Regions from separate parts of the Homo sapiens genome. Here region 2 is linked to region 1. Evidence: chromatin loops called from intact Hi-C (ENCODE). Cell type or tissue: natural killer cell. All regions are shown on one strand. Links, peaks and the distances in the headings refer to the core of each region. The heading gives the core; the rest is flanking DNA.

Region 1 (15,544 bases), core at 2,463-10,462:
TCTGACTGGCGTGAGATGGTATCTTATTGTGGTTTTGATTTGCATTTCTCTAATGATCAGTGATATGGAGCTTTTTTTCATATGCTTGTTAGCTGCATGAATGTTTTCTTTTGAAAAATATCTGTTCATATCCTCTGCCCACTTTTTAATGAGGTTATTTTTCTCTTGTAAATTTGTTTAAGTTCCTTATAGACAGTGGATATTAAACTTTTGTCAGATGCATAGTTTGCAAATATTTTTCTCTCATTCTGTCTTATCCATCAATGACAGAGTGGATAAAGCAAATGCAGTACATACACACAATGGAATACTATGCAGCCATAAAAAAGAACAAGGCATGTCTTTTGCAGGAGCATAGATGGAGCTGGATGCTCTTATCCTTAGCAAGCTAATGCAGGAACAGAAAACCAAATATTGCATGTTCTTACTTAGAAGTGGGAGCTAAATGATGAGAACTTATGCATGCAAAGAAGAGAACAACAGACACTGGGGTCTATGTTACAGGAAGTCAGGGACCCCAAATGGAGGGAGCAGCTGGAGCTGTGGCAGAGGAACATAAACTGTGAAGATTTCATCTTAAAATGGACATTTATCAGTTCTCAAATAATACTTCTATAATTTCTTATGCCTGTCTTTAATCTCTTACTCCTGTTATCTTCGTAAACTGAGGATATACTTCACCTCAGGACCACTGTTGATAATTGTATTAACTGTACAAATTGATTGTAAAACATGTGTGTTTGAACAATATGAAATCAGTGCACCTTGAAAAAGAACAGAATAATAGCGATTTTTATGGAATAAGGGAAGACAGCCATAAGGTCTGACTGCCTACAAGGTTGGGCAAAAAGAGCCATATTTTTCTTCTTGCAGAGAGCCTATAAACAGACATGCAAGTAGGAAACATATCGCTAAATTCTTTTCCTAGCAAGGAATATTAAGATTAATACCCTGAGAAAAGAATGCGTTCCTGGGGGGAGGTCTATAAACGGCCACTCTGGGAATGTCTGTCTTGTGCAGTTGAGATAAGGACTGAGATAAGCCCTGGTCTCTTGCAGAACCCTCAGGCTTACTAGGATTGGGAAAACTCAGCCCTGGTAAATTTGTGGTCAGACTGGTTCTCTGTTCTCGAACCCTGTTTTCTGTTGTTTAAGATGTTTACCAAGACAATACATGCACCACTGAACAAAGACCCTTATCAGTGGTTCTGCTTCTGCCCTGTGCCCTGTCGTCTTTCTTGAACCCTTATCAGTGGTTCTTCTTTTTGCTCATTGAAGCATGTGATCTTTGTACCTACTACTCTGTTCTTACACCCCCTCCCCTTTTGAAACCTTTAATAAAAACCTGCTGGTCTGAGACTCAGGTGGGCATCATGGTCCTACTGATATGTGATGTCATCCCTGGCGGCCCAGCTTTTAAATTCCTCTCTTTATACTGTCTCTCTTTATTTCTCAGCTGGCTGACACTTATGGAAAATAGAACCTACGTTGAAATACTGGGGGCGGGTTCCCCCAGTAGGTCTACTCGAGGGTGTAGGGTGGGAAGAGGAAGAGGGGAAGAAAAGATAACTATTGGGTACTTGGCTTAATATCTGGGTGCTAAAATAATCTGTACAACAAACCGCCATGACACAAGTTTACCTATGTAGCAAACCTTCACATGTACCCCTGAACCTAAATTTTTTAAAAAAGCAGACAAATGAAATTATATATATTTTTATGCATTTTCTTGTAGGAAATAATGCCTTTTTCTTATCTAACTTTGCTCTGGAAGCAGCAATAACAAGAGTGATCTGGACTGGAGGATCAGTATCCCCTTTCCTCCCTAGTTTATAGTACATATTGAATGTTTCCCTGTGCCTTAATTTGGTTTGGTTAGTTGGTACATGGAATAATGTCTCTTACTCCAAAAGATATTTGTGTCCTAATTCCTGGGACCTGTGAATATTTTAGGCTACATGACATAGAGTTAAGGTTGCTAATCAGCTGACTTTAAAATAGGGAGATTATCTAGGATTATCCACGTAGACCCCAGGTAATTACAAGGATTCTTAAAAGGGGAAGATCAGAGGTAGAAAAGAACAGAGATATGGCAATCCGAGAAAGACCTGGCCCGAAGTTGCTGGCTTTGAAGATGGAAGAAGAGGACTATGAGCCAATGAACAAGGGCAGCCTTAAAACATGGAAAGGGAAAAAAATGGATTCCCCCTAGAGGCACTTGAAGAAGTGCAGCCTTAACAACATTTGCAGTTCAGCCTAGTGAGACCCATTTTGGACTTCTTAATTACAGAACTGTAAGATAGCAAAGTTGTGTTGCTCCAACATTCCAGCAGTCATAGAAAATGGATATAGTTAGTTTGAATATAAATTCATCTTCACGGGGTTTATGATGAATATTGGTGGATTGGTGTTCAAAATCCATTCTAACCTCCATCTAGTGCAGCGCAGTGGATAGCAAAATATTTTGGCCTTAGTCCATGTGGCCTATATGATCATTTCATTTCATAATCTAGTTACACACAGACACACGCACACCTGAAATAAAAAGCTTTACAAAACAATCCTCCTTTGCTATGTAGGATACAATGATCCATTCTATTCTATTTCCTTAAAAATCAATTGATTTCATGGCTCATTAAATAAATTGATTTTATGAAATTCAAGTAATTTGCAATGTAGGAGTTGAAAAATGCTCTTCTAATATGCATTCCTGCCTGGTAAAATATATTAGAATGCTAAAATTTTCATTTCCTTGACTCTCTTGATTTAAGGTTCCAGCTATGATTAGATTAGACCAATCAAATGCACTTGCATGAAATTAGAGGCCACATTTCAATATTTTTTCTATACTTTTGGAAAATAAAGTGCTTAGGAAGCACTAAGTTTTCTTAGGTAGAATTCTTACGACTAATTACTAGTTTTATAGCCATTGAGAAGTAGGGCTTAGAGTGTAGCTAAGTTGGTTCCTAAAGTCAAATTTCCAGTGGCAGCTTCCTAATTGCCCTGCTTCTTGATTGTATCAAGGGAAACAATTCCCCTTGAAGGTCAGTTCTGAAGTGGTTTTATGAGAATCATTCTAAACCCAACCTAGACCTACTCCTCTAACTCTACCAGTGATATTGTAAGCATTCAAATATGGTTTTAAAGAATGTTCTTCTGAAAGTGGTTTCTGTCTTCTGCAAATCAACCCTGACTGTACAGTGTTACAACTCTTTAAGTATAATCAAGCAAGAAGATCAAAGGAAACAATCAACAAAGTGAAAAAGCAACTCACAGAATGGGAAAATGTTTGAAACCATATATCTGATGAGGATTTAAATTCAAAACATATAAGGAGTTCATACTAGTGAGTTCAATAGTAAAAAAACAAATAACTGGATTTTAAAAATGGGCAAAGGACCTAAATGAACATTTTCCCAGTGAAGACATACAAATAACCAACAGTATATGAAAAGGTGCTTCACATCACTAACCATCAGGAAAATACAAATCAAAACCACAATGAACTACCTATACCTGCTAGGATGGCTATTATCCAAAAGCCAAAAAAGTGCTAGTGAGGGTGTAGAGAAAAAGAATACATTGTTGCTGGGAATATTAATTGTTACATTCACTAAGGAAAACACTATGAAATCTCCTTAAAAAATTAGAAATAGAACTAACATATGATTCAGCAATCCCACTTCTGAGTATCTATCAAAGGAAATGAAATCAGTATGTCAAAGAACTTTCTATCTATCTGCACTTTCATGTTCACTGAAGCATTATTTATAGTAACCAAGATATGGATGATGAGTGGATAAAGAAAATGCAACACACACACACACACACACACACACACACACACACACACACGACTATACACATCATAAACCCTGGAATGATGTTCAGCCTAAAAAAATAAAGAAATTCTGCTATTTGTGACAACATGGATAAACCTGAAGGATGTTATACTAAGTGGAAGAAGCCAGGCACAGAAAGACAAATACTGCATAATCTCACTGATATTTGGAATCTAAAAAAAGCCAACTCATGGAAACAGAGTAGAATGGTGGTTACTCAGGGTTGAGGGGTGGGGAAATAGGGAGATATGGGTCAAATGGTATAAACTTCTAGTTGCAAGATCAATAAATTATAGACCAATAAATATAGATCAACTAAGATCAATAAATATACAGTAGAGTGACCATATTTAATAATATTGTATTGCATACCTGAAACATACTAAGAGAGTAGATCTAGAGAGTAGATCTTAAGTATTCTCACCACAAAAAATAAAGGTAACCATGTGAGGTGATGGTATGTTAATTAGTTTGATTGTCGAAATCATTTCATAAGTTATATGTATATCAAAACATCATGTTGTCCACCTTGAATATACACAATTTCTATTTGTCAGTTGTACTTCAATAAAGCTGAATTTATTTATTTATTTATTTAGTTAGTTAGTTATTGAGACAGAGTCTCGCTCTGTTGCCCAGGCTAGATTGCCGTGGTGAGATCTCAGCTCACTGCAATCTCTGCCTCCCAGGTTCAAGCAATTCTCCTGGCTCAGCCTCCTGAGTAGTTGGCATTACAGGCACATGCCACCACGCCTGGGTAATTTTTGTATTTTTAACAGAGATGGGGTTTCACCATGTTGGCCAGGCTGGGCTTGAACTCCTGACCTCAGGTGATCCACCTGCCTCGGCCTCCCAAAGTGCTGGGATTACAGGTGTGAGACACTGCTCCTGGCCTTGAATTCTTTTTAAAGATGTGGGAAAATTCCATCTACAAATTCTGAGTGTGCCTGGGCCTGAGGTTGTCATGAGGCACAGTCATTCTCAGAGATGCAGTCTTCGTCTTTCGAGCAACTCTGACTTTGTGTGACTGTAGAGGTTTTGGAAGTGACACTGCCCTTAATAGTCTTCATTCCTTTGTTGAGGACCTAAAATCACAGCTGTTAGTTACAGGCCATTAAAAGTGGGTACTATGTATGATATATTTGTTTGAATATATCTAGGATATATATTTTCAATTTTGGGATGATTTCTTTTGCATTCTTTAGTCTTTGAGAATTTTAAGGAACAAAGAATTTTAAAAGCACAGGTTGGCTTGATGTGCAAGCATACATACATATGTATATTCATATTAAGGGAAAATATGAATAACATTTAACTACTGGTATGACCCAGGCACTGACTAATTCAGAACCAAGAGAATGGATGCTAGCCATACACAATCTAGGTGGCAGAGCTGGCACCCCACAGGCTATTAGCCTTGTTTATTAGTAATATTTTGCTAGTCCAGAAAGAATTAAGTTTGTTTACAAAAATTCAAAAAGATAAAATAACTGTAAACATGAAAAGGTAGGCCGGGCATGGTGGCTCATGCCTGTAATCCCAGCACTTTGGGAGGCCGAAGCAGGAGAATCTTTTGAGCCCAGGAGTTTGAGACTAGACTGGGCAACGGAGTGAGACCTCATCTCTACAAAAATAAAAATTAAAAAAAATTAGCCAGGTGTGGTGGTGCATGCCTGTAGTCCCATCTACTTGGGAGGCTGAAGTGGGAGGCTCACTTGAGCCCAGGAGGTTGAGGATTCAGTCAACTGTGATCACGCCTCTGCATTCAAGCCTGGGAGACAGAGTGAGACCCTGTCTCAAAAAAAAAGTTTAAAAAATTTTGCCAAAGGAAAGTAGAAAATAGGAAAGGCAAGATGAAGCCAGTGGAGAAATGAACATTTAAAATACACCTTGCATGGTCTTAGGCACTTTTTAGGGACAGAAGGAAAAGGTGCTTCCCATCATGCTCCACCAGGGGGCACTGAACTTGTGACAGTTTATCCTTTTTTCGCTTTTGAAGTCACTCACATTCTCAATAATACACATGACCAGCTAGATGCTAACCATGCATTGGCTAAATTAATACCTTCAATCTTTAGAAAAACAGAGCATTTTTTTTAGTTGCCAACACAATATTTCCTGTATGCCTTTTCCCCAGAGGGCAGAGGGAAGAATAGATGAGAAACAGTTCCTCTGAACTGATAGAGCATGTGTGAGTTCAGCCTAATGTCATTATGTCAGATTGGATCTGAGTTACAGTGACCACTTAGACATCATGCAATTTGGTGATAAAAGAAAGGTCTGTTTTTCAGCTGTGGTCTCTTAACTAGCTACAAATGATCACCAGGCTGACTGCTTCATGTACTCTTTCTCTCATCATCCTACTACACAGATTTGCTTTGTGGAATTTTATTGACTCTATATTCTTTGAAGTACTTTGCTTGACATACTTGCTGAGGGGAAAATGTTCTAACAAGTGAATGAAGCCTTAGTAGCCTAATATTAGTACCTCTAAATCGACAGCTCTGAAGAATATATAAAAAATTAATGCACGAAGGACACTGCCTGGCATGTAAGTGCTATAAAAGTAATTGCTTCTATGCTGATCGAAAGAAGCAATTAGAAATACAGTCAGCCCTCCATCCTGGCTAATACGGTGAAACCCTGTCTCTACTAAAAATATAAAATATTAGCCAGGCATGGTGGCAGGCACCTGTAGTCCCAGCTACTTGGGAGGCCTCTGAGGCAGGAGAATCACTTGAACCCGGGAGGTGGAGGTTGCAGTGAGCTGAGATCGCGCTACTGCACTCCAGCTTGGGCGACAGAGCGACTCCATCTCAAAATAAATAAATAAATAAATAAATAAATAAATAAATAAATAAATACAGTCAGCCCTTCATATCCATGTGTTCTGCATTTGTGTGTTTACCTAACCACGGGCTGAAAATATTTGAGAAAAATATGCATCATACTGAACATGTATGGATTTTTTTCTTGTTATTATTTCCTAAACAATACAGTATAACTATTTACATAACATTTACATTGTACTAGGTATTATAAATAATCTAGAGATGATTTAAAGTATATGAGAGAATGTACGTAGGTTATATTGAAATACTATGCCATTTTATATCAGGGACTTGAACGTCTACAGATTTTGGTATCTGAGGGAGGTCGTGGAACCAATCCCCCATGGATATTAGGGATGACTGTACTTCCCATTCTCCAGATTAGTCCTCATATTCAAGCCTCAAATAATTAAAGAGATAGAATCACCTACAATTTCAGCAAAATCATTAAAGTTGTTTTTTGTTTTGAAAGAAATGTCAAAAAACAGCAAGACTTCAAGTCTGTTAACTGTTAGTGTTCCAAGTGGTTGAAATAAGAGGATTTATGGAGCCTTAGGGTTTCAGCCTGAAGCCAGAGATTAATGCCAAATGCTTTTCTTTAACTGATATTTTTCTTCAGGCAAAGTCATCCTTGAGGCTACTGGAAAGTCATGGCAATTGAAATACAGAAAGGTGTATATATGTAGGAGTCTCCCAAATAGAAGACTTCATGGTAAAATTTGGCAAATAATGACTTAAATCCTCTTGAGAACATCTGAGTGAAATTGATGCTTATAAGCCATTTTTAAAAATTAATAACGATAAATAATAGCAACAGCCAACATTTATTGAACACTCAATTTTGTGTCAGGTGCTGTTCTAAATACTTAAAATCTGTTGCATTATATAAACCTCACAATTACCTTACGAGGTAGGTAGAGGTTTTACAGGTGATGAAACTGAATATTTACAGAGAGGTTAAGTAATTTGCCAGAAGTCTAACATGCAGTGTGTGGTACAGCCAATTTCAAACCCAGACCATCTGACTCTATAACCCTTTATAATTTCTATACATCATGCCTTCATACACCCATACAGATGAAGACATATGAATCAAACAGCTCCCCACTTTGGCTTCTTGGCTGACTCAATGGCTCATGATAATTAGATGGTGTATGAAACCTACTTACTATAATCAGAATTGGTAGGTTAATCTAAGAAGTCCATGGGTGTGGAAGAATCATGATAAATGACAAATATATTTAATTAGATTCTTTTGATGTCCTTGAGGACAACTTTCACACAAAATAAATATTATTTAGAGTTATACTGGATTTTAAAATTAATCTTTGACTCATTAAAGTAATAACTATCCATAATAGTTTTTTTCTTAAAAGTTTCCATTTAGCTTAAAATATTCTGACTTTACATATAAATGTAGGAAATGTCAACAATTACTTCTAAGAAAAGCTTTATAACTTCTTAGACCTAACTTATACATTACAATTATCCTAAGCATTTAAAAATATCATTAATAAATTCCTTTTAAGAATTTTGAGGCTGGGCACAGTGGTGCATGCCTGTAATCCTAGCAGTCTGGGAGGCCAAGGCAGGAGGATTGCTTGAACCCAGGAGTTTAAGATCAGCCTGGGCAACATAGGAAGGCCTCCATCTCTCCAAAAAAAAAAAAAAAAAAAAATTAGCCAGGCATGGTGGTGCATGACTGTGGTCTCAGCTACTCAGGAGGCTGTGGTTAGGAGGATTGCTTGAGCCTGGGAAGTCAAGGTTGCAGTGAGTCGTGATCGCGCCACTGCACTCCAGCCTGGGAAGACCCCATCTTGAAGAAGAAAAAAATGATTTTGACAAAATTCTTCAAGTATTTAAATAACTCTCATTGTCTAATGGAATAAAGTATAAATATAGTAAATTTTGAGTTCTCACAATACTACAGTAGTATTTATGAACTTAAAAATTTTTATATGTTTATATTAAAAATCAGACTGATACATTTTTAAAACTAAAATGTGCAAGATGGAAACTATGCATCAAATTTTCTCAATAAAAAAATGAACTATACACAATTATTACGAGTATAATTAACTTCAATACCTCTAATCTTAATTATAAATTTCCTCAGTTTAAAGTCACTTATTCCCAACAGATAGTTTTATCACCTCAAGAATTTAGAATTTCTTTCCCAGGTAAACTTGGGGTTATCTTCTCAGCCAAATGAGGTTCATATTTGTCAAAGATTTGGGAGTACTGTGAAGTCTGCAGCTGTAGGAACCCAGGTGTTTTTTTGAATAGAGGTAGAATTCTTTTTATATTGACTATGCTCGTGAGGACCTCAAATCTATTCCTCCAAGTGAGTCCCTGGGATGTAAGTTACACATTCCCTCATTCTCAAAGCTGATTTATATCGACAAACTTCACCTAAGTTGCTTCATTATTTGATTAAACCAACGAATTTATTGACTGTTTGATACTGTTATTCTTTTCAGATTTTTCCTATATATCAACACAACAACACTTGCAGATATTTATGTGATAACCCATCTCATTCTGAATATCTCTTAAGTCTTTTGGTAAATTATCAAGTGAAGTTAAGGACATACATCTGTTTTATTTTAATTTAAAATATATCAATGTACAAGTATTTGCCAAAAAGCATGGGCTTTTCTTTGAATAAGGATATACTAAAAGAGTTTGTCCTTCTTGCATAAACCATAACAATGGTGCATTCTTTGTGATATTCTTTTGGAATAAGGACTTAAAAACACTTGTGAGGCAATCTGAGTTCAAGATCACTCCAGATCGTTGCAATTTCCCATCCGCATGTTTTACAACAGTTTTTCAATTTTTTTAAGTGGTTTGCTTTTATCATGTCTTTCCAAGGCATTTCAAACTTAGTTTTCCTATAAGCAATGTTTTTCTTTTTATTATCCTATTCAAGAAGTGTATATAATATTTTATCAAATTAAATAATTACAAATAAAAATCAGTAACACAACTGACTCCAGATGGTCATACATGCTAACTTACAGGAGGAGTAATGTACATGTGTATTATCAGAGAAAAGCCTTTAAGCTATGAGCACTTAATGTCTTTTGTAGAGGAAATGGAAAAATATTAACTCAAGAAGAAACAGAAAATCTGAATAACAAGTAAAGAAATTGAATTATTAATTAAAAATCCTTCCACAAAGAAAACCCCAGGCCTGGAGGCTTCACTGTTTAATTTTATCAAATATTTCATACAAAATAATGCCAATCCTCACAAACATTTTTAGAAAATAGAGGAGGAGGCAATACTAATTAATACATTCTATGAGGTCATTACAACTGCAATATCAAAGCCAAAGAAATTGTAAGAAATGAAAACTACAGACCAATATCTCTCATGAATATAGACAAAAATGTTCTTAATACATTATTAACAAATAGAATTCAGCAACATATAGAAAGGCTAATATACCGTGACCAAGTGGGATTTAGTCTAGGAATTCAGGGTTGGTTTAACATTTGAAAAAATCAGTTAGTTTAATGTACCGTATTATAGGAATAAAGCACAAAACCATATGGTGATCTCAACAGACTTAGGAAAAGCATTTGACCAAATCTAATGCCTATTCATAATAAAAACTCTTGAAAAACTGGCAATAGAGGAGAACTTTCCCCATTGGATAAAGGGTACTTATATGTTTAATAGTGAAAGACTAAAATCATTTTCCCAATTGGAAAGAAGAAAGTAAATGAGTCCTTTTAATAAGATATTAAGATACTATTAGAAGATGTGATATTGTATGTATAACATTCGAAAGAAGCCAAAACTACTAGAGCTAATAATCATGTTTACAAAGGTTGTAGGATAGATTAATATACAAAATTAATTGTATTTCTACATACTTCCCAAATTGATCTATATATTGAATGCAATCCCTATAAAAATCACAACAGGTATTTTTATATAAATTAAAAAGCTTTTTGAAAAATTTATTTGAAAATGCAAATAAAATAGCCAGAACACCTTTGTAAAAGAACAAAGTTGGAGGACTTATTTAACTAGATTTCACAACTTATTATAAAGCTATAGCCATCAAGACAATTTGGTATTGTCATTGATATGTTTGGCTGTATCCACACCCAAAATGTCATCTCGAATTTTAATCCCCATAATCCCCACATGTCAAGGGTGAGACCAAGGGTGGAGGTAATTGGAACATGGGGGCAGTTTCCCCAATGCTATTGTCATGATAGTGAGTGAGTCTCATGAGATCTGATGGTTTTATAAGTGTCTGGCATTTCCCCTGCTTGCACTTCTCCTTCTGGCCACCCTGTGAAGAAGGTGCCTTTTTAACCCTTCACCTTCCATCACAATTGTAAGTTTCCTGAGGACTTCCCAGCCATGCACAACTGTGAGTCAATTAAACCCCTTTCCTTTATAAGTTACCCAGTCTCAGGTATTTTTTCATAGCAGTGTGAGAACAGACTAATGCAGTCATAAAGATAGGAATATAGATTAATGAAACAGAATTGAAAGTCCAGATATAAACTCATATTTATAGTTGATTAATTTTTTTAAAAGGTACCCGTTTCAATGGAGAAAGGATAATCTTTTCAACAAGTGGCACTGGAGCAATTGGATATCCACATGCAAACAACAACCAAAACAACAAAACAAAAACCAAACCAAACCAAACCAAAAAATCCTTAGATTTTTACCTCATAACATAGACAAAATTAACTCAAAAGATATCGAAAGGAGGAAAATAATTTCTTTTTTCAGTCTTCATAAATTTATAGCTGGAGCAGATTCCTGTTAATTAAAGACAGATTAACAAGAGAAAAAGAAACATTTTTATGTTTAATGCATACTGTATGTACATCATGTGGGAGGAGCCTCTCAAAAGTCTCTCACAAGGTAGTGGCTTGGAGCTCTGCCTTAAATGGTATTTTAACAAAGAGCCATAAATTCTATAGTGATAAGACAAAGGGGTTCCTTGCAAAGGCAGAAAACCTGTGGGAAGGTAGTAAAATTTGTTCCCAGATTTTCCTAGCCCTGCTGGTGCCAGCTTCTGAGCTAAGAGCTGAGTTATGACCAATAAAGACAGAATTTCCATCTCTGTCTTCAGGAAGGAAGGAGAGGGAGCAGGTAGAAAGATATTTTGTCTTTGTGAATTGCTGTCCCCATCAGGCAAGCACAGGGAGAGGCAGATGTCCTTCTGTGTTTTAGTCTTCTTCAGCTCAACAATCTTCGGTATTTTAGAAAGAAATATTTTGGTTTTCTTTAGTGTTATTGACCTAAATGTAAAATTTTTGTTGAAACAAAAAATTTCTAGGGGAAAACACAGGAGAAAATCTTCGTGCTCTGCAAAGGATTCTTAGACACAAAAGTTGGAAGAGCCATTAAACAAAAAGAAATTGCTCAATTAGATTACTTTAAAATTAGAACTTCTTGTGTTTCAAAACGTAGCATTAAGAAATTGAAAAGACAAGTCACTTCCTGGAAAAAAATATTTGCGAATTATCTATCAGATACAGGGCTTGTATCCAGACTAAACAAAGAACTCGTGCAACTCAATAAAAATAACAGAAACACCAAATTTACAAATGGATAGGTTCAGAAAAGATTCTAGTGAGTGTCATCTACAGGAACAGCTACCACTATGCAGTTACAGGGATCAGCAGACACTGATGGGAGCACCTCTAGGAGCCACATAAAGACCTGCTGTTAGCAAGAGGAGCCAAGTGGAAAGCATCTTGTGAGGTTGCTGGGAGAGGCCCACAGGGGTCAATGCATGCTGTTTGTGAACAGCAGCAGGTGGTAAAAACAGATGGTGTTGAGTGCATAATGTGGGTGGGAGTACCTTCTTGCTCACACAACCCCAGCCAACTGTCATCACCATCATGGGCCATCCTCCAAGAAAAAAGGGGTGTTAGCCCCAGTTACCTATTTATGTGTGTGTGTGTGTTGGGGAGAGGAGTGGGAACACAGGGATAGTTGGTATTTTAGCATACATTTCACTGAATATAAAGAACAACAACTTCCTGCCTTGATACCAAAAGTGGTTTCAAGCCCAGAATCTCTGAGTAGATACATATATTAGGCATCTAAATACAAAACAAAACAAACAACCCCTCCCAAACAAAACAAAAAACAGTATAAATTTATGTGAGAGAAGTCTAGGACCTTTGAGTTTCAACCAAGAAACACTTCAGAAGTAGTAAATAAGTCCTGATTGTTTTTTTCTTTGTCCCATTTATTCTGCACAATAATCTCATGGAATAGGTATATTGCAAGGCAGAAAACAGAGACTCAGGTATATAAATTAATGTATCCAGGATTGCACAAGGAGCAAAACAAAAATACAGTTTTGGTTTCCTGACTTCAAATCCTGTGCTTCCATTCTGCCAAGATCTCATATTTTTTGACAAGTAAGATCCAGGAAAGATAATTTCATGTTTCTTAGCAACACACAAATTGGAAATGGTACCTTTAGCCTTGGCAAGACATATAGTGGCACCCCAGTGGGAGTGGGCCTTCTGGGATTCTTTTTTGTGCTTGTGAATAAGACATGATGTTTATATTTTGGAAAAGTCTTTCTGAGCCCCAATTTTCTCTAGAAAATGAAGATAAATTATATTTTACATTAATTAATTAATTATTTTCTGTCTCCTTTACTAGAATGTCACCTATATGAGAACAGGATCTTTACCCTATTCCCTTCCCATAGCACTGAATAAGGACATTTTGTAAATATTTGTTGAATTTGTGAAATAAATGACTATACTTTGTACTTGTCACTGTTACAGTAGGTAGCTAGTCAGACATGAGCGGGGCAGGAGAGAGGTGTCATGAAACCATCAGGTGACAGTCAGGTGGTTGTAAAAATATCTCTCTAACATAATAATTGGTCACAGCCCATGCCAGGGAAAGGCAGATTCCCAATAGACAGAAAGAAAACCCCGAAACTGGTAATCAGCAGCTTCCCAATAAGATCTCAGGAGCTGAGTGAGTGGACTCAAGCATGCACATTAAGGCAAAATGTTAGAGTTTAAGTGATATATGACCTTCCTCCAGGAACAGGGAAAAACTGCCTCAAGTAAGGGAAAAATGCCTCAAGTGAGCAAGCGTACAACATCAGTAAATCCACTTGGCCCCTCCCAAGTGCTGGTAGGCCACTGCACATGTGGACAGCCCATCCCAAGGGAAGAATCAGGGTAGAAGAGAAACAGACCCCCCAAAAGCATGCCAACATATAAAACCCCAAGTCAAAGTTCAAACTATGCACTTGAGTGTCTCAAGTCGCCCACTTGTCCCTCTTCCAAGCATACTTTACTTCCTTTCACTCCTGCTCTAAATTTTTTTTTTTTTTTTTTTTTTTTGAGATGGAGTCTTGCTCTGTAGCCTGGCTGGAGTGCTGTGGCAGGATCTCTCAGTTCACTGCAACCTCCGACTCCCTGGTTCAAGCAATACTCCTGCCTCAGCCTCCCGAGTAGCTGGGATTACAGGTACACGCCACCACACCCAGCTAATTTTTGTATTTTTAGTAGAGACGGGGTTTCACCAAGTTGGCCAGGATGGTCTTGATCTCCTGACCTCGTGATCTGCCCTCCTCGGCCTCCCAAAGTGCTGGCATAACAGGCGTGAGCCACCACGCCTGGCCTCTAAAACTTTTTAATAAACTTTCACTCTGATCTAAAACTTGCCTTGGTCTCTCACTCTGCCTTATGCCCCTCAGTCAAATTCTTTCTTCTAAGGAGGCAAGAATTGAGGTTTCTGCAGACCCATATGGGTTCACTGCTGCTAACATCACCTGAGTTAGTTCTTCAGGGCTGCTGTCACAAAGTGCCACTAACAGAATGGCTTGAACAACATGAATTTATTGCCTTATAGTTCTAGAGGCTGGAAGTCCAAGATCAAGTTGTCAGCAAGGTTGGCTCCTTCCAAGGGCGGAAGGAGAAATAGGCTCTTTGCCTATTTTCTGATAGTTTCTGATGATTTGCTGGCAATGTTTGGCATTCCTTGGCTTCTGCTGCATCACCTTGATCTCTGACTTTGTAGGAAATCAAAATAGTTTACCTCAAAATATATTTCTTTGATATATTTCAAAATGGCTGCCACAGTACCAGCTGACTGAAATTGCCCTGCAATGCTGTCTTTTGTGGGGGAAATTTGCATCTGTAGAAACACTCGTTAATGCAGCCAAGGCTTCCCTTTCTAGGCCTTCCCAGGATCTAGGAAAGATTAACTGAGACGATGACACCTTTTAAGGCCTGAAAAAAATGTTTTCCAACTATTCTACCTGAGGGCTACTACCTGTGAGGCTTCATCTACATAACAAGACCACCTTCGCTGGACAAGCCTCTTCCTTTCTCCCTCCCATAACATGTCTTGCCACTAAAACCTGGTTTACCAACAGAACCTGGTTTTGGGTTTTTGGCCATGCTTTTTCTCATTCTGTCTATATTCTCAAAATAATATATAAGCTTCTGTAACTTGTTGGGGAATTGAGTCTTGATTCTGAAAGCTCCCATGTATACCGTTAAATTCATGTGCCTTTTCTCTTATTAATCAATCTGCCTCATGTCAGTGATTTTTTCAGCAAACCTTTAGGGGGCCTTGGTGCCCACAACTTAATTTCCACATGAAATTTTCCCTGTGTGTGTGTATGTGTCCAAATAGCCCTTTGTTCTAAGAAATTACAACAGTTCTATTGGATTAGGTATCCTTATAGGCCTAACCTACTCCAGAATAACTTTATTTTAACTAATTACATCTGCAATGACCCTGTTTCTAAATAAGGTCACATTCTGAGGTTACTAGGAGTTAGGATTTCAACATATGAATTTTTGGGGACACAATTCAACTTATAACGTCACACAAACACACA
Region 2 (15,544 bases), core at 5,110-13,109, 88 kb after region 1:
ATGGAAATATGTTGCAAGAGTGGTTACAGACAGGTTAGCAAGAGAGGAGCTAACTGCAAAGAGACAAAGGCTTCCTGGGAATTTTATAGGATGGTGCTTATGCTGTGTGCTGAGGAGGGCTTTGTGCAGTTCTAATAATGCCAAAATTGCAGTATCCTAACTAACTTTTTTTAAATTTTAGTCAGCTGAGGATCTGGTGATAGCTGGGTACAGGAAGATTGTGTTATTTGCACAGGAGGGCTACATATCCTGGACCAAGAAGAAAGGCAGACTTAGAGCTTATCTGCTTTCTCTTTTTGCTTTCCCTCAGTTCCACCAACTTGACTCCCTCTCCTCAATTAAGACTCCACAAGTATCACGGTGTTTCTATTCAAGTAACCCTTACGTTTCTTCGTAATGGCCCCAAAGTGCAAGAGTAGTGATGCTGGTATATTGTATAATTGTTCTTTATTATTATTGTTGTTGTTGTTAATCTCTTACTTGCCTAATTCAAAAATTAAACTTTATCATAGATATGTGCGAAAAAACATAGTACTGTATTTATAAGGTTTAGTGCTATCCAAGGTTTCAGGCATCTACTGAGGTCTTGGAACGTATCCCCCTTAGATAAGGGAGGACTACTGTACTAATTCTCATATCTGCTTATATGTATTTTTGAACTCTTTGTAACCATTCCACAGTCTGGACACCTTGGCTTCTCTACACTCTCCTACCTGCCTCTATACACATTTCTATTCATTTTCAGAATGTTCTGGGTATTATCATCACATATTTACTTTTTTTTCAGTTAAACTGTAAAAATAGTTGGTCTCTTTACAAAAAGTTGTTATTCTAAATGATATTTCACTAAATATTTAGATTAATTTATGGGAAATGGAAATATTTACTATTGAGTATTCTTAACAAATAATAAGGTGTATATATATATATGTATATATATATATCCATTTATTTATATTTTTCACGTCCCTAAGAAAATTGTGATGTTGTTTTCCCCACCACTTCTTGTTTGTTACTTGGTTGTATGTATGTATTTGTGTGCACGTGAGTGTTGGTATTGGTATATAGGATCTTTCCTTATACTATTTTTGAATTGGTTATAGTTTTTATATAGGAAAGCTACTGGAGTTTTAGTATACAAATTTTGTAGCAGTTAGATGAGTGAATTATTTTGTGGTTTCTTTTTTTTTTCTGATTCCCTAGGATTTTAAAGATTCACAAGCATACAATTGTATCATCTGTAGATAATTTTGCTAACTCTTTTCCTCTAAAACCTTTATTTTTTTCTCTTAGATAATTGGATTGATCGGCACTTCCTGAATAGTGTAGATTAAAGCTTTAAAAAAATCTTGTTCTTGACTTTAATAAATAAGTTGTTGATGTTTAACCATCAACAACTTTTAGTAAATTACCTTTATTAAATGTATACCAATAGAGGGTATTTTCCAGATTTAGTCAGGATTTTTAAAATTTTGCTACCTAAATGATACTTTTTAATCTACAGAAATGAAAACTTTCTGCCTTTACTTATTGTTATAGTGAATTATATTAATGATATTCTATTATTGATTTCCATAGATCATGCTTCTATTTCTGAACAAACCCTACTTATTTGTTTATGATGTATTGATCTTTAAATGTGCTACTGAAATGGGTTAGCTACATTTTATTTAGAATGTTTTCATTGTTATTCATTATAAATGAGATGGGTCTGTATTCTTTCTTGTGGGCTATGTTTGTCAAGTTTGGGTGTCAATATTATACTGCTTTAAAAAAGACTTGGAGGCTTTCTTTCCCTTGTTCAGTTCTGGAACAATATAAATTAACACTGAAATGATCTATCCTACCTGCAGATATATTCAACTTTTATATTTTTAAAAACAATTCTGGACTTTTTTCATTAGAGGGTAAGTTCTTATCAGATTCTTATCAGAGCTTGACCAGATGCTTAAGTGTAATCGTACAATTTTATCTTTCTGGGGCTAATTTTAGTTATTTTTTTAAAGCATTATGACCTCATCCAGATATTTCAAATTTATATTGAGAGCTTTCAACATTTTTTTGCTAATTATTATTCCCCTATTCATTATTCCTAATTTATTTTATAGAAATAAATTTTACTTTTATTTCTTTTAAAAATACTTTTCATAGGATATTCTTTGCTCTGCATTTACTTTTTTCTATTTTCTTCACTTACTTTTAATTTTTTTAAATAACATGCAATAAATTCCCACCAACTATTGCTTCAGCTCTATTCCAAAACTTATGATTACTACTGTTATAAGTATCTTGATTTTCTACAGTAATTTTGGTGTATTATCAACCCTTCTTTGCTTCTCCATATTTTCATGATTATGCTTTTCCTGGGATATAGTCAAACATTTAAATATCCACAAGTTCCTATATTTGATCATCTTTAGATAGAAGCTATTGGCTCTCCCTTATGACAGATGAGAAAATCTCACTCTTTTTACTCCTATCTTCCAGAGTTCACTTCCTAAATTTTGTTAAAGTATAACTTTTTATTGTACTTCATACACTGGTATTATTATACTCTGTATCTGTAATTTAGTCTACATTATATGTTTTCAAAATAATTCAGTGTTTACTATCACTTATATAAAAATGGCTTCTCCAATTATTTCTTTTGTAGGATTTTTATAGGATTTTTTAATTTTGTAGGATTTTTTAATTCTATTTTTCTCCTCAACACACATGAGTGTCTGTCACATTTAAGGTTAAACTATTTTATTCATATAACTTTCTTATGTTGTCTTTCCTTTCTTTGAGAGTGTACACCACTTTTTTTCTTATTTATCTTTTATGATTTTGCTATTTTATTTTTATTTTTAATAGCATTTTATTTCTACAGAACAAAACATATGTGTTGCAGAAGTTAGAAAATAAAAATAAGCAAAAACAAAATTAAAAGATCACCATTTGACTCCCAAAGATCCTCACTGCAACATCACTAAAAGGATATAGTGCATATTATTTAGATATTTTCCATGTACATGAAAATAAACATACACATGCATAATATACAAAATATTTTCCCTGTCATCTAAAACATAACAGTTTCTGTTAATAAAACCAGGCCAGCCTGCTTGTATACCCCACTTGGCAGCTTGCTTTTTAACCTGAATGGAAGTGCATTCTCAAGCTTGAAAACTAATCAAATTACCAAACTGTGTTACAGTATCAGCCATTCTATATCATTTTCCCACGAGGACATGTGTGCCCATCTAATTTGCAGATTCAGGGTGTTCTTTATTTATTGTTTTAATATGAGGGTAAAAAAATAGCAGTTCTATGGCTTCAGGTATCTCTGAAAATAATCTTAAACTGCCTTGAACCATGAGAGGAGAACATACTGAGACCCTCCAAAACATTGGTGGCATTGTCCTTTCAGACCATTTGTAAAGATTATCTCCTAGACCTCTTTATTTATATAATCACAACTTTTATTGAAAGCATTACAATTATTTCCATGGTTAGGGAGCACTATCAGTTCTTTTTCAGTTCAGTTCATTTATTCAAAAAAGATCATTTCCAGCTCTTTCATTCTCTTTTCACTTCACAGTTTCTACCATAAACATGAACTAAAACATACTAATTTGTAAGAAATTTTTGTTGTTTTATTTTTGTTCAAATTACTTTTCCTCTTGTCTCGTTTTCCTATTGCTGTTTCTCTCTTTTTCTATGTGTCTTTCTCTACATGCATGACTACATAAATACACACACATGCATGCATATCCACACAGATACACACATAAAATTTTAACCCTCCACTGTTTGTGTCATAAGAGAGGATACAGTCTGAGAACCAATCCCATCACATAAGTGCTGTATATGGATTCAACCCAAATGGATCTCAGACTCAAGAAACACATTCCTTGAAGTTGTAATGATTTAACAAAAGTCTGTGAGGTAAGTGGATGTTTGAGTTTCTGTTGAAATTTCCCAGGTAAAAGAAGCAAAGGGTCAAATATAATCCATTGTGTCTAATGATACTCTGCAAATTGTTTTGGGTTTCCTTTTTCTCTCCTCTCATGAAAATATTCCAAGGCACTCATCCCTGTAATTCTACCACTTTGAGAAGCTGAGGTGGGAGGATCACCTGAGCTTGGGAGGTCGGGACTGTAGTGAGCCATGATTGCTCCACTGCACTCCAGCATGGGTGACAGAGTGAGACCCTGTCAAAAAAAAAAAAAAAAAAAAAAAAAAAAAAAAACTGAGGCAATGATGGAACACTCATGACAACATAAGGATATATGGCAGAGGGTGGAGGGAAAGGATTAAAAGAAGACAAACTGCTTTTATAACCTAACTGTCCTTAGAAGACCAGGCTAATGAAATGCATTTTCCCTCTAATGGCTTTCATTTCAGAATACTGTGTGGTTTTCCCTGAAAATGTGACGCATTCTCACTTTACAAATCATTTTGATTTCCTCTTGTTGTCACACTCTGTCTAATTTTGCTGAGTTACTGGCAGGACATTGACTACAGTGATGGAGAGTCACCACCAGTATTACTAAGGATCAGATTTTCTGGTTTTATAACTTGAAATCATATGTTTCACTAAGAATTCTGTGACTTAATTTTCCTGAAGATTCATTGACACTAAAAACAAGAAATGACAAGTTTTATAATTCTATAGGCATCACTGTGAAATGCCTGGTATAGAATACGTTTGTGGTAGGTACTCAGTAAGTATTGATTTGTTATTGAATCAATAAATGGCAGGCAAACAGAATAGAGTGATTTATAAAAATAATCATGATGTTTGGGCCCATTAGAATGGACAATTTACAAGTAGCATAATTTAGTAATTTCTTCCCTGGTTATTTGGCCCACATCCAAAATGCAGTCCATACTGTAGAGATGTACAAATCTCTGCTTCTGAGAGAGAGCAATCCTGTGCTCTTGGATGGTGAAGGTCTTTTTGGACAAAGGTACACACACTCACACCCACATATACACAACTCATTCACACATACAGAAGCATACCCAATACAGAAACATTGTAGCTTAAATGAGTGTTGCTGTTGGTATTATATTATCATGTAGGAAAAATAAGTGAGAAATGGATCAACTTTCCATTTTATTGTTCATCATTGGCTGACTCAAGTTTAAAACTGAAAAGATTAGCTCTCAGACAGTCCCTTCAAAGTTTGGAGATTTATTCAGGGTAAGCATCTGGAAGATTTGATGCTTATCTGTTCTATTTAGTGCTGTCCCACCCAAAATGTGGTTAGAAATATAACAAGATTAAGTCTTCCCTATGAGAGGAAGTTGGACCTTTATCTTGTCAGCAAAACTAGAACTGTTGGATTTTTTTAAAAACTAAAACCACTTCACAGCTTCTTGTAATCCAGCTGTATCCAGGAAATAACAATGATAATCAAAGTATCATTCCCATGTTTTCCACTCTCTCCAAAGCCTTCTTTGGGAAATCAGGGGATGATGGAGATATGTGTGTGTTTCTCATTCCTAATAAATTTAAATGTGATTGGATTGGTTTTGTGGGAAAGAGGGAATTGAATAGCTTGAACTTATCTCCTTTGAAACAAAACAAATACTTTTTATTATATCTAGTTTGACCCATAAAAACACTCAGAGGAGTGCAAACCACTTTGGATTTTTGAAGGGAACACTGACAAATGATTTGAGTGATATTTTCCAGAATAGAGATAATGGGACTCTCTTTTCTGTCATAAACAGAAAGAACTTTGGATGGCCTGAGACCATTCTGGGCCATAGTCATCAGCAAGTCCTGCTCTGGATATGTGACTTTGGCATGTCATATACAGAGTTCATCTCAGAGGAGCTGCTAATGCAGGTTAATTTAAAAAGCTCAAAATCTTGCAAATCACCCACCATGATTTAGGGATTATCCCTCCCCTCATTAGAACTGTAAATTTTAATATAAAAAAAATTGAGATAATCTAATTCAGTGGTTTTCTTAAAGTTGTAGTGTCTAACTATGAAATTCTCCAAAGACACTGAAAATTGTAGAAGATAACAATAACATTCATCATCAGTAGTAAGCAGATGGTAACATTTTGTTATACCTAATTCAGATCTCTTTTTAAAAAATAGAAACAAATATTCCTGATACGACAAACCACCCTTCTTCCAACTCCCAATTCTTTCGCCTATTTTTTTCAGGAGAAGTTATCTCAACTTTGAAATGCATGCAAGTTAAAAAATACCCCTCCTACAAACGTATTTATTCAATAATGCTATATGGTTTTGTTTCACATATTTTAAAATTCACATAAATGGAATCATATGAGTGCCAGCTTGCAATTTGCCTTTTCACTCATTATTGATTTTTGAGAACTATCCATGTTGGTAAATGCAGATGTAGCTTATTTATTTTAATTGCTGTATAGTATTCCATTGTATGAATGACATTTGAGAGATGGTAAAGTTATTTCCAGGTTCTCGTTACTTTAAATAGTGCTTCAGTGAACATCCTTGCATGTGTATCCTTGTGTACACATCCCTTGTGCTTCTCCAAGTTAAAGAACATGAGCCCAGACGTGGAATTTCTTACTCAGAGACTATTCACATTTTAGATTTTACTGGATTTTGTTCTATTACTCTTCATAATGGTTGTACAAATTTACAGTCACACCAGCAATAGCTAATTGGTTAAGAGTTTGTGCTCTCAGATTTATTAATTTGTGGCAAATTTGATGAAATGATATCTCATCATAGTTTATGGTTTTTGTGTCTTCTTTAGGAAATCCCTACCTTTGTCATGGGCATAAAATGTTACATGTTTTCTTGTAAAAATGTCATATTACTGATTTTTCTTCTTTAACTCATTTGCATTTTTTCAATGGACATAAAATAATATCTTTTTGTCTTTTTCCATATGGAGAGCCAATTTTCTAGAAATAGTTATTGAATAGTCCACTCACAACTCTTGGCCAGTTCTGGTCACATGGTCCTACCCAAACATGAGGGGAGTGCCCAGAAGTGGCTCCCCACTGAACATATTGGTGAACAGCAATAGTATTAAATAATTACCTACAAGGGATATGATGGTTTTAAAATATGTTCACAGATTCTTTGACACTCTTCTTTTCAAAAGATGGAGTCTAATTTCTCTTCTCTTGTGTGTAAGCTGGACCTAGTAACATGTATTCTAGTGCCAGAAGTGAGGGTGTATGATTTCCAAGATAAAGTTAGAAAAGGTACTGTGGCTTCTGTCTTACTTTCTTTTGGATCACCTGCTCTGGGGAAAGCCAGGTGTTATGTTAGAGGCTACTTGGGCAGCCTTATGGCAAAACACATGTGGCAAGGAACTGAGGCTTCTTTGTAAAAGGCAGCAGTAATTTGTCAATTATGCAAATAGCCACCATGAAAGCAGCTCCTCCCACTCTAGTCAAGCCTGGAGATGACTGCAGCCTTGGCCACTGGGATCTTCACTGCAAACTGAGGACAAGTCAAGTCCTGAGCCAGAGTCCTTAGCCACTCAGCTAAGGTGTTCCCAAACTCTCAACCCACTGAAATTCTGTGAGATGATAAGTGTTTATTTTTGTTCTAAGCCAATCAATTTTGGAGTGATTTGTTTAATGGTAATAAAGGATTAATCCATTGAGTTTCACTAAATTTGAAGGCAATGTTTATTTCAATATGATTTAAAATATAGGTTATGTGGCATAAATCACATCTAATTTGGTAGTCCTAGGAGATTATTAACCTCAAAGAAACGATTATTAATTAACCAGAGCAGGTTTATAAACTGATGGACAACCAGAGGTCTGGAAAGACATTTATATCTATTGAGGTGCTGTGGACAGGAAAAAAAAAAAAAAAAAAAAAAACAGAAACAAAAACCAAAACCTCAAACCAGTCATTACTAATAGGAACCACAATAAAAAGTTGTGTTTTGAATTTGAAAGCTCCAAATTGCCGTGACTCATTTGCTATTCGTCTGCTTCTTACATGGACAACTCCATAGAACCATGCATCCATGGAATAGGGATTGAGTAGGGATTTAATTAATTATTTATTTTTATTTAATGTCACATGATATTAGAGAATGAAACAAAGGTCCGTGTAGTCTCTAGCATAAAAATATCATCTGGTTTCCATACTTCATAAAGTTTTGGGAAGGTCAAAGTAAATAATGTGAGAAAAGGCTTTGGGAGCACAAAAGAACTGTGTTAATGTATCACCAGAATTATGTGTCAGTCAGGAAAAGCTAGGTTTTGCTGTGGTAATGGAAACTCCAAAATCGTAGGGGCTTACAACTTGTGAGCTTTAGTTTTTGTTTATGTTAGACCACTCCAAGTTGGCCATGGCTCTGTCATGTCATCTTCACTCTGAGACCCAGAAGGCAGAGTAGCCTGTAGCCAGAGGAGTGACACTTGTCATACCAAAGAGAAAGAGTCATGAAGGACTTCCTGAAAGGGCAGACTTCATGATTTGCTAGAAAGACTCAGAGCACATTACTGTGTAGTGATGATTTATTACAGCAAAATGATACAAAGTAGAATAAGCAAAGGAAAAGGTACATGGGACAAAGTTTTTTGGAGGAAAACAGGTACAAGATTCCGAGTCCTTATCCAGTGCAGTAACACAGGATGTGCTTCATTCCTCCAGTGCCAAATCGTAACAATGTGTGAAATGTCATCTACTGGGGAAGTTCACAAGACAGACTCAATGCCTAGAGTTTTTACTGAGGGATGATCACAATAGGCATCCTCTGTCCTGCATGTACCCAAATTCTGGACTCCCAGAAAGGGTTCATGGGTTCAGCATAAGCCTTATTCTTTGCACAAACAGTTTAGGTGCTGTGAGCCATCCTTATCAGGAAATGTGAGACCCTTCCTGAAATTCAAGCTCCCCAATTCCAGCTGAGGGCCAATCTTGCACACAGGTCTTTCTAAGCCAAGCAGACTCAGACCTTTTATGCTAATTCTTTCTGCAAAAACCCATATCACTCCTGTTCACATTTTCTTGCACAGAGGAGGTCACATGGCCAAAACTGACATCAAAGCAGTGAGAAAGTATAATCTTCCCACAGGAAGTGGCAGCCGATATTTTGAACTATAATACGATCTACTATAGAAACAACATGAAAAAAAGAGAGAAGAAACTGATATCTCCTACACCTATGTATATGCATACTTTATGCATATTTTCATTGTCTTGGCTCACATTATATAAATTGTTTTAATGAAATGAATTGGGCCAGGTAATCCCAGCACATTGTGACGATGAGGTGGGAGGATTGCTTGAGTCCAGGAGTTCAAGACCAGCCTAGGCAACATAGTGAGAGCCCCATCTCTATAAAAATTAGGTGGGGATGGTAGTGCATGCCTGTAGTCCCAGCTACTTGGGAGGCAGAGATGGGAGGATTGGTTGAGCCCAGGAGTTTGAGACTGCAGTGAGCCGTGATTCCTCCACTGTACTCCAGCCTAGGCAACAGAGTGAGATCCTGTCTTAAAAAAAAAAGAAAATTAGATCCCATTTGACAATTTTGGCTTTTGTTGCCATTGCTTTTGGTGTTTTAGAAATGAAGTCTTTGCCCATGCCTATGTCCTGAATGGTATTGCCTAGGTTTTCTTCTAGGGTTTTTATGGTTTTAGGTCTAACCTGTAAGTCTTTAATCCATCTTGAATTAATTTTTGTATAAAGTGTAAGGAAGGGATACAGTTTCAGCTTTCTACATATGGCTAGCCAGTTTTCCCAGCACCATTTATTAAATAGGGAATCCTTTCCCCATTGCTTGTTTTTCTCAGGTTTCTCAAAGATCAGATAGCTGTAGATATGCAGCGTTATTTCTGAGGGCTCTGTTCTGTTCCATTGATCTATATCTCTGTTTTGGTACCAGTACCATGCTGTTTTGGTTACTGTAGCTTTGTAGTATAGTTTGAAGTCAGGTAGCCTGATGCCTCCAGCTTTGTTCTTTTGGCTTAGGATTGACTTGGCTATGTGGGCTCTTTTTTGGTTCCATATGAACTTTAAAGTAGTTTTTTCCAATTCTGTGAAGAAAGTCTTTGGTAGCTTGATGGGAATGGCATTGAAGCTATAAATTACCTTGGGCAGTATGGCCATTTTCATGATACTGATTCTTCCTACCCATGAGCATGGAATGTTCTTCCATTTGTTTGTATCCTCTTTTATTTCCTTGAGCAGTGGTTTGTAGTTCTCCTTGAAGAGGTCCTTCATGTCCCTTGTAAGTCGGATTCCTAGGTATTTTATCCTCTTTGAAGCAATTGTGAATGGGAGTTCACTCATGATTTGGCTCTCTGTTTGTCTGTTATTGGTGTATAAGAATGCTTGTGATTTTTGTACATTGATTTTGTATCCTGAGACTTTGCTGAAGTTGCTTATCAGCTTAAGGAGATTTTGGGCTGAGACAATGGGGTTTTCTAGATATACAATCATGTCATCTGCAAACAGGGACAATTTGACTTCCTCTTTTCCTAATTGAATACCCTTTATTTCCTTCTCCTGCCTAATTGCCCTGGCCAGAACTTCCAACACTATGTTGAATAGGAGTTTATTGCGGCACTATTCACAATAGCAAAGACTTGGAACCAACCCAAATGTCCAACAATGATAGAGTGGATTAAGAAAATGTGGCACATATACACCATGGAATACTATGCAGCCATAAAAAATGATGAGTTCATATCCTTTGTAGGGACATGGATGAAACTGGAAATCATCATTCTCAGCAAACTATCGCAAGAACAAAAAACCAAACACCGCATATTCTCACTCATAGGTGGGAATTGAGCAATGAGAACACATGGACACAGGAAGGGGAACATCACACTCTGGGGACTGTTGTGGGGTGGGGGGAGGGGGGAGGGATAGCTTTAGGAGATATACCTAATGCTAAATGACGAGTTAATGGGTGCGGCACACCAGCATGGCACATGTATACATACGTAACTAACCTGCACATTGTGCACATGTACCCTAAAATTTAAAGTATAATAATAATAAAATAAAAAAAAGAAAAAAAAGAATTATATAATGACAAAAAGAAAAAATGCAATAGCAAGTATTAGAGAGACTCCAAGTACTGATTAATTAAAAAGTTAGTTACTATTCTTTCCACATTATAAGTCTTTTTTGTTTTTGGAGATCAAGTGGTTCTTTGATTCCTTTTTGAAGGCAAGTGCTTTCATTTTGCTTCTGACTTTCTCTAAAGCAGTGCTGTATTTGTTAAAGCTCTAATCCTCTCAGGCACTTGTGATTAGACCCCCGAAGAACTGTTTCATGGCCTCTGCTATGTTTTCTTATCACTGTACCTTTTAAGCTTTCAACTATATTTCAAGTTCTGGCCTGCGTGTGGCCTTCAGCATAAATTTCGCAGGCAAAGTGGTTTGTTCTAATGCTTTCCTCATCTCTCTCAATTGTTTGCATGCTTCTTTTTATTATCTTTCCATAGCTCTTTGACCTTTTTATTCATTAGCTCAAACCACATGAAATATCATTTGGCTAAGGGTTAAGTCAGAAAAATAGGAAAGGTGGTTGGCTTTTGGCATATATATTTACATTTTTGAATTTTCTATTTTTGCATTTTCAGTTTTATTTTCCTTAAAAAAAACCTTGGGTCCTCACCTCCCCCTTCCTAAAAACACTCATGTTAATTGTATAGAAATAGAAATAAAAATCTTTTTGGTAAAAACAGCAGGTTTTAACTTCTGATCTCTCCACCAAAAAAAAAAAATAGTTATTTAGTAGGAAATTACAATATATTAGAGGGAAGTATATTTGCAGCATAGTTTTAAAAGATAACATCTCCGTTTTCAATGAAGGGAGGACTTTATATGGGTCTCTTCTTTATGCTTAGATGGCAGAATGTTTTATTGCTATTTATAAAAGCCTGCATTAAAAGAATGCAATATTGGTTCTCCCAGAGTGGGATCTATTTGGAAAACTAATTATCTCCAATTGGCTGCAAATTTTCAAGAATCTGCCAAGAAGACAAATCAGGAATACCATCTAAATGACTTATTACAGTCGGAGGTACTTTGGAGCTCTTGAGACCTTCCCAACAGCTATTTAAAACCCTGGCCACTTGCCTCTAGCTTCTTTCCTTTCCTCCTCTCGCTTTAACCTCTGCAGGTGAACTCAGCTCTTATTTATTGGAGAAAATAAGGACCAACTAGGGAGAACTTGCCCATTGTCCTGCCATGCCAACACATTTATCTGCTTTCACAGCTTCCTAATGCCCTTTCCTTCCACCTCAGAGGAGGAGCTTGCTCTGCTCCATCTGAGGCTGATCTTATTACATGGGGTCTTCAAGGTTCTTGCTCCATTAGACAACTCTCCCTCACCTGCAGAGTTACCTCTCCCTCTTTTTTGGCTCTTTCCTTTCAACCTATAGATTTTTTTTCGAATTTCTTCAGTTGAAACAGTAGCAACTACAACAATACCCCTCACCACAACACACATACACACACACTCCGAAACACACACACACATACACACACACACACACTTGCTCCAGCTTCTTTTCTTGTAATTCAGATACCTGTTACAGAACTATCCAAGCCCTGTCACCTGGCAGGTAGCCATTGTCTGGGTGAGGTATCCTGTTGTAATCTGGGTGCAATAGTGGTGAGGGCTCCATTACCACATGACCACTTCTGTTTCCTTTGTAAGCAGAAATGTTTAGCACATTTCGCTTGAGCTGTGTGTGTGTGTATAAATACATCAGTTAGTACGTGGTTAAACGGCAAAAAAAAAAAAAAAAAAAGGCTCTGATGATTTTCTCCCAACTAAGTGGTCAGATAACATGTACTGAGTACTTACCACATGCCAGGTGCTGAGCTAAGCCTTTCATGTGGATTACTGCACTTTATCCTAATGATCATGAGATAGTACTATCATTCCCATTCTCCAAATGAAGAAGTGAAACATCAAATATTGAGTACCTTGCTCAAGCACACAGAACAAGCAGGTGGGATTGACCATTGTTTCCCTGGCAAGACTCCAAGAGCATCCACCTTTGGGGGTAGTAGAGCACATACCTAGAATGCCAACCTTTCAATAACAGAAGTGTCCATTCTCTGCAGTGCTCCTGAGTCCACTGAGATACCTCATATATCCTCATGTGTACCTGTTGATTCTCTTACAGTGGTTTTCAATCTAAGTTAAGCATGAGAATTACGCCTGTCCCTAACCCAGACCAGGTGAATGAAAATATCTGGGGGAAATATGGGTACCTGTGTTTTGCAAAATCTTCCCTGAGTGATTCTGATGTGCAGAAAGGCTCACCGTTTCTCTCTTTTCTCCAGTATCCTGCTTCCTGCTCCCTTTATTCTTTTGTTATATTCTCTTCTGAATGGAGAGAAACCTTTCATTTTGAATAAATAAGATAGTTTGATAATCAGCTCTCTGTGGGTGGTGTTACTGGGAATTATTATAACTGTGTTTTGACTCTTTCATTAAAAGAGAAGTACAACTCATACAGATTGAGTAAATACTTGTGGTATTGTGAAATGATTTTTAAAAGCTCCATTACTCTGGACACTAGAAACAACATGAATCAGATGTCTTCAAGCTGTTTCTAGTTATAGGTTAACCTGAGTCTTGGAAACATTCAGTGAATCAGTGTTACCTTTCAGTTCCTCTGCTATAACCACAGTTGTGTATTAGGTATTCTACCGTATAGGCAGTTTTTAAAAAAATAATGAATCTACATGGTGTATTTAACACATAACTTATTGAGTTTAATTTCCTTTGTTATTTGGGAAAAAATATATTTGAAATCACCAAGCTACTGAATGTGTTATATTTAAGGGAAGTAGAAGAGGGTTTTGAATGACTTTTCTGCCATTTTCAATTTAAGTCTTATATTCTGGGAAACTAAATGCCAAAACTAATTTTGAAAAAAAAAAAGATAAAAATATCTATACCACTTTGTAGAGGGAAAGTAATTATTTTCAAAAAGCATCTCACTTTGCTAATGTTGAGAATAATCTGTGGCTTGATCCCAGGACTCTCTTATTTTGTCCTGGTGGGGGTAACTGTCAGCAAAAATTACTATACTGCTCTCCAACTATCAGCCTTCATTCTCAGAAAGTGTATAGTGTTTCTATGATTTATGACACTAATGGGACTCTCCTGGCAGCAGTGTGATCCATTTTGCTGATATAAAGGAAGCAGACAAACTCTAATCTCCTGTTGCACATATCCAAAGACTGAAGAAGAGACTGACATTTTAATTAGCATGGAAACGAGAGATGTGGAAGCCTTCAGCCCCTGAATGAACTAAGTCCTGCAATAGAGTCATATATAAAAGAAAAAGGCTCAATCATGCTTAAAAAAAAGACTGAAACAAACACTGGCCATTATGTGCTACATCACTTTACCAAAGGACATCAGAATATAAATCTGATTGGAATTTTAAAGGGCAACTTCTATTTTATGAGATAAAGTTTGTGACCTGAAAAATAACCATATTTATAGAATTATAGTAGTATTTGGAAATACTTACAAAGGAATAATTTATACATTAAAATTAAACTTTGAAATATGATTATGTCAAAATTAAAGGGCTGGGCGTGGTGGCTCACGCCTGTAATCCCAGCACTTTGGGAGGCCGAGGCAGGTGGATCACCTGAAGTCAGGAGTTCAAGACCAGCCTGGCCAACAGGGTGAAACCCGTCTCTACTAAAAATACAAAAATTAGCTGGGCGTGATGGCGCATGCCTGTAATCCCAGCTACTCGGGAGACTGAGGCAGGAGAATCACTTGAACCCAGGAGATGGAGGTTGCAGTGAGCCAAGATCATGCCACTGCACTCCAGCCTGGGCAACAAAGCAAGACTCTGTCTCAAAAAAAGAAAAAAAAAATCCAAGAACACTAGACTCAAGTCAAATTGAATAACAATCTTAGGTTTTCCATTAACTAGCTGTGTCATCTTGGACCAATTACTTGATCTTTCAGGGCCTCACTTTCTATGCTAGACTAGATAACCTCCAAAGACTTTTACAACTCAAGCATTTTGTGATTTCAATAGATTTCCCATAGTAGTAGCTAATAAGTGAGCTGGAATTGTAATGAACAAGACTACTCTTCCGTAATAAAAAGGAACACCTGACTGCAAGTCAAAAAAGCTGCCTTCTACTCCTTGCATCACCAATTAAAAACCATGTGATCTGAGCACGTTCTTAATGCCATTTCCTTACCTGTAAATTAGGAATGGTGGTATCCCTTTGCATGGACAGGAGTTTTGAATGAAATGACGTGTGTATTAGTCTGCTTAGGCTGTCGTAATAAAAATACCACAGACTGCATGGCTTAAACACAGAAAAATTTCTGCTCACAGTTCTGGAGGCTAGATGTCCCAGATCAAGGCCTGACATAGTCAGTCTCTGGTGAGGGCTCTCTTCCTTGCTTGGAGACAGCCATCTTCTCTGTGTCCTCTCACAGTGGAGATAGGAACTCTGATGTCTCTCTTTTTCTTATAAGGGCACCATTGTTATCAGATTAGGGCCCCAGCTTTATGACCTCATTTGACATTTATCACATCCTCACAGACTCTATCTTCAAA

What was found. A loop is a pair of places that touch in the nucleus more often than their neighbours do. Peaks named below come from ENCODE experiments on the same cell type or tissue, not always from the same donor. Only the 100,000 strongest peaks of a DNase experiment are listed, where the experiment ranks them.
Region 2: it touches region 1 in a loop (2.9-fold over the local background); 4 of 110 quality-filtered maps call a loop at or near these places.

Annotation. Positions count from the first base shown.
Region 1 is chr14:37,980,256-37,995,799 of GRCh38, forward strand. No RefSeq gene overlaps it. Among named protein-coding and RNA genes, the nearest start is that of LINC00517, 86 kb to the left of the region's middle. RefSeq lists an enhancer at 14,463-15,136. In natural killer cell, for the core only: CTCF peaks have their summits at 5,785 (motif pointing right) and 5,985; a DNase peak (open chromatin) is centred at 5,806.
Region 2 is chr14:38,065,927-38,081,470 of GRCh38, forward strand. No RefSeq gene overlaps it. Among named protein-coding and RNA genes, the nearest start is that of SSTR1, 130 kb to the right of the region's middle. In natural killer cell, for the core only: no CTCF peak of the experiment used is centred there; DNase peaks (open chromatin) are centred at 7,925, 8,635, 9,005 and 12,585; H3K27ac peaks cover 3,283 bases.